2 separate regions of the Mus musculus genome follow, and region 2 is linked to region 1. A link is a loop called in an ENCODE intact Hi-C map of the cell type or tissue named here. Cell type or tissue: gastrocnemius. All regions are shown on one strand.

What was found. A loop is a pair of places that touch in the nucleus more often than their neighbours do. Peaks named below come from ENCODE experiments on the same cell type or tissue, not always from the same donor. Only the 100,000 strongest peaks of a DNase experiment are listed, where the experiment ranks them.
Region 2: a loop joins it to region 1, with 4 times the contacts of the local background. A loop is called at or near these places in 35 of 42 quality-filtered maps.

The regions. Positions count from the first base shown.
Region 1 is chr8:80,750,760-80,755,759 of GRCm38, forward strand. No RefSeq gene overlaps it. Among named protein-coding and RNA genes, the nearest start is that of Smarca5, 14 kb to the left of the region's middle. In gastrocnemius, a CTCF peak has its summit at 2,754 (motif pointing right); a DNase peak (open chromatin) is centred at 2,767; H3K27ac peaks cover 1,155 bases.
Region 2 is chr8:80,996,439-81,001,438 of GRCm38, forward strand. Usp38 (ubiquitin specific peptidase 38) reads right to left here. Exons shown (of 10, transcript NM_027554.2): 4 at 4,615-4,716. Among named protein-coding and RNA genes, the nearest start is that of Usp38, 16 kb to the right of the region's middle. In gastrocnemius, a CTCF peak has its summit at 396 (motif pointing left); no DNase peak of the experiment used is centred here; H3K27ac peaks cover 1,355 bases.

The DNA.
Region 1 (5,000 bases):
CTCCCTGGAGCTCCATCCCTGCCCTGCGGCTGCCTGTTAGTGGCACCTCCAAGGCTTATCTTCTCCATTGTCCTCCACACAGCTTCAAGGTTGTACAGCTTCCTTGCCCTGGAGTTTACTTTTTAAACTGAATGCATTACCCTTGAATATCCATTCAAGTCTCTCTTTAATTCTTTTCTTAATGAAAACTTTTCAAGGAGGCCTGAGTTCTCCGGTGTCATCTGATGGCACTCCTGGGACTCCCAATATTTTTAGTAACACATTCCCTCCTGCCTTTTCTATAATTGGGAGAGAAAATGAACCTATTCCAGTACCTTAGGCAGCAGGAAGGGTGGCACAGGTACCTCCAGGGGAACCTGGAGCGAGTCCTGAAACTAACTGAGGGGGATTGTTATATGTATGACATTGTCAGATAATTTAAAATATTACTTAAAGAGAAAGAAATTACGGTAATTGGTCATCTGGCACATTGGTTAGATTTCACAGAACTGAGAACGGAAGCCAGGGAGTGGATGTCTGCAGTAGGTGGAGAAGACGTCCCTGGGATTCCCAGGAGTGGCCTGAGGACAGTGTACTGTGAGTGTGTCACCCTGAAGTTTGCTGAAAGGAGCAAAAGGCACTGTCACTAGGGTAGAGAGTGAGTGGCCAGAGTGTGGACAGAAGCCTCCAAAAAGGAGTTACTGAAGGGAAGATGGGTCCTAACACTGGCTTATGGGAGAAGAAGGGGAGATAGCTTGACACTAAATACCTCTGACTGACTCACTATGCAAGTCCCAGCAATCAGGAGGCAGAGGCAGGTGGATCTCTTTGAGTTTATTTACATCTTGTCTTCAGAGGGAGACCCTGTCACAAAAAGAAAACAAACAAACAAACAAACAAACAAACAAAAAAACAGATGAAGTTATATAAACTAACCAGGCCAACAAGGGCAAAGGTCACATATTCTTTCTGCAAACTGTTTATCTCTGAGTGCCCATGGGAGTCGGGAAACTAGGAAGGGGACTTGGAGCCAGGGTTGCTTTAAGGAAAGTGGAGAGGACACAGGTGGCAGCGGGGGTGGGGGACACTGGAATGAAAAGGTTTGAGCATGGAGGAGGACTGGAAGATTTAAGGAGATGGGAGTGGGGGTGGGGGGTTCCAAATGAAGGGTCTGTGTAAAGGCCTCTGTGGAAACCTCCCCTCCTGTAACAAATAAATACACGAGAAGTTGAAGGAGTTGCCTGCCTTCACGGCTAGGTGACAGATGTTGTTGCTCGTGCCAGGAAACCCAAAGACTACCAAGGAGCCAATTCAGATACAATAGCATTAGGGTATCTTTAGTCAAGCTTGAGCTTGGGCCACACCACCAGCTCTGACGCAGAAGAATGGGAGAGGACCCCAAGTCTAGTTTCAGGCAAATATTTATAGAGGCAAGAAAGGGGTATCTAGCCTGGTACACATCTGATGGGGGCGGGGTGGGGGGAATTGTGGCCTTTAACATAATTGGCTGGTGCTGGGAGCCAAACCATAAACTTAACTTCTGCTTTCCTTCTGATTTGTGGTTGTTAGGAAGTGAAGTGTCAGGGGCAGGCTTGTAACCTGGGGGTGCAGATTTGTTGGGGAATGATCTGGAAACTGATGCTAGACACAGGTCTTGTTGGGGGCATGGCCTGGAAACTAGTGCTAGTTACTAGCCTGTTATTTAAGCTTGAGTTCAACCTTAGATCAGGTTCTCTAAGATGGAGTCAACCCAAAAGATCTGGTCTCTCAGCCTTGGGTCACTCACTCAGAAACGTTCCACTCCCACAGGTGGAACAGCTCTGTGGGAGTTGGTCGGGGAGGTCCCAGAGCCCCTCCTGCTCACGGACAATGCAGGCTTTGTCAGGCTTCTAGGTTGCTTATCATAACCGTAACAGGAGACTCTGCTGCCACCGGTCTCGATTGCAACAATGGGGACATCAAGATGGGTGGGAACCTATAATCCTGGTTAACAACTCATGCTGGGGGGAGGGGGGTCCAAGGTAGGGGAAGAAGATTAATATTGTTCTTTAACGAAATCAACATAGCATCAAACTGCTTTTAGAATAGGTACATTTATACTCCAAAGAAAAGCTACTCTTCAGCTTCAGTCAGACAGGCCTCTGCAGAGAATGGCTCAGACTGAATGCATAAGATGCAGAGAGTAAGCAATGGTCGAGGGCTCGGCCATAAACAAGACATCCATCCATACTAGTGCTTTAAGGCTCACCGATTGCTAGGAAGAGGGAGTAGGACATATGTAAGAGCTGGAAGGCGGGGCAAAGGGCTGTGGAATGCCATCCATATGCTTAACACAACCTTTGCAATCACAAAATCAAAACTTGCATTACACAAGACTGGGCCTGTCAATGATCCAGGTTAGAAAGAGGTTTGCGCTTAGCACCCGTTAGTGCTAAACTGTTAGGTTCTGAAAGATTCTGGGAGAGGATGAAGTCGCTGTCTTCAGTGTATACCCACTGCAGAGCCTATCAGGCCCCACTGGAGAGTTCCATACCATCAGAAGGACAGATATCCCTGGTAAAGTAAAGAGACTGGGGTGAGGGAGGGGTAGACAGGGATAGTAGAGAAATGGGGGAGGGAGAGGAGAGATTGGTCAGTGTGCATTATGTGCGTAGGTGAAGTTGTCAAAGAGCAAATTTAATTAATAAAGAACCTGTTGAACAGAGAACCTCTTAAGAGGCATGGTAAAGAGTGTATTCCCATTGTCAGAGGTCCTGAAGATTCAGTTTTGTCCACAAGAGGGCGCAGGCGGCTCCCTAACAATCACAGCGGCAGACCAGCTGCCATGAAATCCTGTGGAAGAGGCGAGAGCTCCTTCAGCAACCTAACTGAAGTCACATCAGTACATGTGCATTTGTCCACAACAGCACAGATTCCCTTGGAAGCACACATAACTTGGATATGGAAAGAAGAAACTGTGTTCATGTTTGGAACTTGTGACTGTAATATTTATTAAAAACATCTTGTGAAAATACCTTATAGGGAACAACATTTTGTGAACATCTTTAGACTTATGTATGAATTTTAAGAAAGGGCTGTGAAGAACACAATATAAAGCAGCCATCATGATGTTTTCAGGAAGCCTGCCACTTCACATTAGTAGCTTTCTTGTTCTGTTTTACATTGTTGTGTTTTGGATTGGCAGAGTTTTGGTTGGTTGGTTGCTTTGCTTTTTTATCGTTTGCATGCAGTGTTAGGTTTTATTATAACGTTTTCAAACAATTGTTACTTCTGTTGTTCTTCCCTCTCCCTCCTCTTTAACCCCTTCCTCCTCCTGTCCCTCCATGTCCAGCAGCCTCCTTTTGACCTTTGCAGCACCTGTCCCTTTGTCCTCCCCCCATTTCTTTTTTTTTTTCTTTCAGATACTTTATTTTAGGAAAACCCAACTGAGAAGATTATAACTCTCTGTCCAATATATTTGCATAAAAACAATGTACATGTCAGTTTAGGTGAGGCAATGGTATTTGGAGCTGGACTTTCTAAATTCAAATTGCAACCAACATATATGCTATTGGGATTTTAATATATAAAATAACTTTCATCTCATTTATTCTTTCTAAAATATTAGAAACATCCACATCTTCTACTCACTAGTTTTTTACACATAAGTATTCATATATAACTTATAAGACTTTGGAAAATACACAAGGAGTTTCAAAGTATTGCAATTGATTGCTGGAATATAGAAAATAGTCAGTAAATTACAATAATTCCATTAAATTATTTCAGTGGATCATAAGCACATGTAACTAAGACTGATTATTAACTAGAAACTCATATGCATAAATTCCTTTCATTTCAAGCTGAGCCTCAAATTAAAAACATGGTTTCTTTGTGTTTTTTCCCTCAACATGCTATTTTCTCAAGTATGTAAATGTTGTCTATTGGTACATTTCAAAGATTAGAGCTACTTGTATGTTTGTCTTTCGTATTTCTGTCAAGTTGTGGGAATAATCTATCAAATTTATATTAAGAAGTTGTTGCACAATACAGGTCATAAAAATTTTAAAGATGCCATTATAAATCAAATCCCCTTTAAGATATCTTAATGACAAAACACATCTAATTTCAATATTAGAATTAGCTGAATTTAAGTTAGTGACATAAAGAGAACGTTGGCCTTATTTTGAACCATTTTGAGAAGTACAAAGCCATTTTCCATCAATTCTATTTTGTCTTAAGATTTTTTTTAATTAGGTATTTTCCTCATTTACATTTCCAATGCTATCCCAAAAGTCCCCCATACCCTCCCACCCACCCACCCCCACTTTTTGGCCCTGGCATTCCCCTGTACTGGGGCATATAAAGTTTGCAAGTCCAATGGGCCTCTCTTTCCAGTGATGGCCGACTAGGCCATCTTTTTTTTTTGTTTGTTTTTTTTGTTTTTTTTTGTTTTTTTGGTTTTTCGAGACAGGGTTTCTCTGTATAGCCCTGGCTGTCCTAGAACTCACTTTGTAGACCAGGCTGGCCTCAAACTCAGAAATCCGCCTGCCTCTGCCTCCTGAGTGCTGGGATTAAAGGCGTGCGCCACCACGCCCGGCATTAGGCCATCTTTTGATACATATGCAGCTAGAGTCAAGAGCTCCGGGGTACTGGTTAGTTCATAATGTTGTTCCACTTATAGGGTTGCAGATCTCTTTAGCTCCTTGGGTACTTTCTCTAGCTCCTCCATTGGGAGCCCTGTGATACATCCAATAGCTAACTGTGAGCATCCACTTCTGTGTTTGCTAGGCCCCGGCCCTCCATTTCTTAATATCTGTCCTCCTTCCCTGGTCTCCTTTATAGTTTCATACCCTATACTCAGGCTCACACCCACATATATACATACATACACACATACACATATACATAGGTACATGCACACATATACACATTCGTAAGTGCATACATATGTACATACATATACATACACACATACATATACGCATACAAAAGTGCAATATGCATACATATATATGTACATACATAAGTACATACATACA
Region 2 (5,000 bases), 250 kb after region 1:
AAATGCTAGGGACCTGAATTTGATCCAGAGAACTGACACCCGTAAATTGTCTTTTGATCTCTGTATGTATTATACACACAATCCACCTAAAATACAAACTACATGTACAAAGGAGTTTCAGTCATTGTTGCATTAAAAAAAAAAACACTTTCAGGTAAAAGTGCTATGGTCATTCTATTGAATAGATAAATTGTTTTTTAAAAACCTCTTTTGAGTACCATGGCTCAAGCCTTACCCTTGTGTATGCCAGGCAAGTGCTCTATTAGTGAGTTACACCACAACCCAACCAGATTATTTAACAGAACAATGTTAAAACTCCCGGAAAAAAAAAAACAAAAAACAAAAAAACAAAACCAATACAATGAAATCCCCCAACTGAAATTAGTGAAAGAGCTCCATCTAGTGTTAAGTTTAAATTTTTCAACTGAAAAAAAAATGAAAAAAGTACATAGCAATGTGTACTGCAAAAGTCTCTATATGTAACTAAAATTGTGCTCAGCTAATAAGAATATATTGTTTGATAATAACAGGAATAATACCTTAGATAGGTCATATCCTTATTAACAAAACAGCTGCTCCAAAAATAATGCTCATTATTAAAATATTTAATACTGGTAAATGGTAAAATAATGCTCTTTCACTTAAAATTAGTCTAAATACCAACTTTTTTTTAAAAGCAGTGAATGAAGTATTTTTATTAATCTCCCCACACCCAAGGCTCAGGGAACATCAGAAGAGTTGTCAAAGAAAGTCAGAGTTTATAGTTGAGGGGAGGGGCTGTGAAATGCAGACTTTTGACATGACATGACTGCTTTACACCTCAACTAATAGCGCCTGTAGTTTCCTGAACAATACCTGAACAAAATCAAGCCAGTTGCACTTCCAGTATGAATTGGAGAGGGGTCCCAGAGAGGCCCAACTTTTGGCAGAAAAGCTGTTGTTCAGGTTTTGTGCAGGTCATACTTCCAGTATGAACTGTAGAGGGGTCCCAGAGAGGCCCAATCTTTGGAAGAAGAGCAATTCCCAGTTGATGGTTTCTGATAGAGTGAAAGTCACTGTACTTTGGGGACATGGTTGCTAAATACCAACTCTTATACAATCAAAGATTTAAGAGATAGCCAAGGGCTGGTGAGATGGCTCAGTGGGTAAGAGCACCCGACTGCTCTTCCGAAGGTCTAGAGTTCAAATCCCCGCAACCACATGGTGGCTCACAAGAGGAGATCTGACTCCCTCTTCTGGAGTGTCTGAAGACAGCTACAGTGTACTTACATATAATCAATAAATAAATCTTTAAAAAAAAAGAGAGAGATAGCAAAATGAAAATTCTATTTTACAGAAACGGCTGACATCATGATAGAATATTTTTTCAACTAATTATTAATCATAATCTGATACCATATATAAGTATACTTCTGAACTAAAGGTGTCCCAGGTTCTTTATGCATAATATCTTTGCAGCTCCAAATCCTGATAAACTGTATTCACTACTCTATCAGGGTTGTCTCACCAAACAGTACCTCAATCAGTGGTCAGATTCTGCAATTAACCACTGTTAATTGCTGTCCTGCACTGTCTGGATTTCTTCTGTGTCAATGCATTAAGTCACATTGTACCTTTTATGCCATCTTTTAAGACCTGAATTCTATGACAGTTACCTGATGTGGCCATACTACAGCAGGTGCGTATAGTACCACATTGTCAGCTTCTAGGCTGGTGTTCCAGAATTGGGTGGTTGGAAAGGAGTTGGCACAAAAAGTGCACAATTTAAATTTATGATTTAAAATTTTAATCTTTTATTAATTAAAGCTTTCTTGGATAACTCATACACACACATACACACTCTACTTACTTTCATGCCCTACCTTCTCTCTATATTTTAACTTTATGCATTTGGATATTTCCCCTGCACATATATCCATGTACCACATGTGTGCCTGGCCTGGTGCTCACAGAGATCAGAAGTGGGCATCAGGTTCCCCAGAAGTAGAGTTCCAGTCACGTGGAGTACTATTTGTGTACTGGGAATTAAGCGCAGATCCACAGGCATAGTAGCCAAGCTCTTAACTGCTGAGGTATAACACACCTCCCTTGGATCCACTGATCCTAGTACCCCTTTCTCAGTCAGTTTATGATTTTGTGCTGTGTTCTCATCAGCTTTCCTCAGTTACCTGTGGCTGCCTGGGGTGTGGACACGCCAGCTACCAGATTCTAATGAGTTTGTTCTTTTGTCTGGTTTTCCTCCCTCCCTTCTCGTCACCTCGAAGATACAACCCAGGTACTCCTGCATCTTAGAAGAGTGCTCTATCACTGAGAATATCCCTGGCTCTCATTTCTACGTTTCTAACACATCTCAGTGACAATTTCATAAAACTAAAATCTGTCACTTTCTTGCTAAACTAGACTGAAATCCAAAATTATTTTGTTTTCTCAGAGGTAAAGGGAGAAAGATGAAAGAAAAGGACTCTAAAAGTGAATTTCATAGTTTCAAGTCTTCCAAAGTTCTTCCAGTCGAGAAATGGCCTTCACAACCAGGCTGCAGTCTTGTCTCCTATCACATTGTCAATGGCCACTCTCATCACCAACAAGGAAATGAGATGCAGTCCTTTCCCAGCAGTGTAGACTGCCACTCAAGCAGGCTGATGCCTTCTAAACGATTCCAAGTTAGATTTCATGTGTATGAGTGTTACCTGAAACAAAGGTGAATACCCAGGGAGGTCAGAAGACAGTGTCAGAGCCCCGGAAACTGTAGCTACAGATGGTTGTGAATCACGGTGTGGGTGTTGCAAACTGAGCCTGGGTTGTTCAACAAGTGCTCTTAAACACTGAGCTATCTGTCTAGCCCCCAAATTTAAATATTTTAATGTATGAAATTAAATGCATTTAGAAGTTACTGCAATACTCATTCAACTACTTGAGGAAATACATATAGCTTAATTACTAATTTTGCTTTTTTTTTCCATTTTAACTATGCACCACAGATCCATCTAAAATAAAATTTTCTTTTTATTAAAAGTATATGAAGCTGGGCAGTGGTGGCACACGCCTTAAATCCCAGCACTTGGGAGGCAGAGGCAGGTGGATTTCTGAGTTCGAGGCCAGCCTGGTCTATAGAGTGAGTTCCAGGGCAGCTGGGCCTGTAACCTATCACAACTTCCTGGATTATTCTCAGATTTCTAAACAGGAAATGTAATGAACGAGTATGCTGTTCATCCCAGGCTGCTGCTCAGATGTACCTACATCACATAAACCCCTCCCCACACGGAGTGTCATACTGGGTCTCCAAGCTAGCTTTAGTTGAGTTTTGCAGAGTATTCACAAAGTACTAGGTCTTGATTTTCAGGCTTTACTTAGATCAAAAACTTCAAATTTCAAACCTAGATATTTCTTAAATAGGTGATTTAAAACTGCTTTAATCCAACAGCTAAAATTTCAGCCAAACATTTCAACTTTGTTATTTCAACTTCCTTTTTCAGAAAGAGATAGAGGAAAAAAAACAATACAAAAGGTAAGGAAGTACCTTCTTTTAACAAACTGTAAGAAAAGGGAGTAAGAGTTCAGCAGAGCCTATGTGATTCTCCACAGAGGTTAAGGAAAGGCACCAGTGTGCAAGGCCATATGCTGTAATTCCTTTCCCACAACTTTTGAAAAGAAAAGAAGCCTTTATTCAAATATCCTGTACGTAATGATGTCACAAGACAGGACATTTTGTAGACATTTTACAAGACATTTTATTTATATATTTAAGTAAACTAGCTCAAAATTGAGTAATTTGATAAAGAGAGAATCTTATGGTTTCACCATCAATTTCACTACTATGAGAGCAATTACTACAGAAATCACTCATCCAAAATATGAAATGAAGTGACTTATTGCCAAGGTTTCCCTGAAACAAAGTCTGTGGATTTCCCCGAGGACAAGGTACTGGCTAGCCCATGTGAGCCTAGGGTGCTGAGGCTACCTTGCTAGCTGCGCACAACCAAGAGGAATTAGCTCTGCTCTTCGTCATGTCTCCTGACTTGTCATGGTGTATTAGTGTCCCTCAGGTTGGGAGGGGCTGCTGCTGAGTTTCTACTCCTGTAAAACATGGTCAGACCTTGGAGAATGCAGATAACCACATGACAGTTTCCTGAAACAAACAGATTTCCAATAACATTCTGTCATTCTTCACATGTAGTAACCGACAACTGCAATCAAATCAAAGCCAGCAAGCAATTGGCTTTGGGTGGTTGGTAGAACTGTGACTATCATTAAGATGGAGTTAGGGGCTGAGAAAGAAGAAAAAGCCCTACACCTAAGGCTAACTTGTTTCTGTAGTTTCTGCCACTGTGTAAAGGTTTCTACACTGCTACTGTGTAAAGGCACCCTGCGATGACAGCTCCCTATAGCAGTAACTTCAGTTGCTGGCAATGGTTGTTGAGTGGGGCTGTTTAGGTGAAGTACAAACTTTCTCAAAATACTGTCTTTGTCAGGATATTCTACAAACTCAATTTGTTAAGAATTTATAGTTACATGACATGCTATAAAGCTAACCTACAGTCTTTTCATTAAGTATCCACTATGAGCTATACTTTGAGAACAAGCGTTTCTGGTTCAGAGAGCTTCCACCGTACTTACCACATGGAATGCCTCAGGAGAATGCTGAAAACTAAGCAGCATATGAGAGAGGACTGCAAGAGCACCAGGTCTCACGAGAGGAAACCAAAGTCGGTTAAAAACCTGCGGAAGGAGACACCATTCTCAGAGTTCACAGCTAAAGATTTATTAACCCTTCTCTACAGCTGACAGCTCGTTAGTGTCAGTGTCCCTCTTCCTTGATAGCCCTATCCTAACACATTATTAGAAGAAAATGAAAGAACAAAGGATTGAAATTAAAGAATTTAGTGATCTAAACAATTCTCAAAATTCCCACATTAAGTGAAAATATGCAAATGAGGTTACGGTTCCCTAGGTCGCTATCATTCAGTTTACTCGATCAGTATTTACTGAACACCTACTATTAT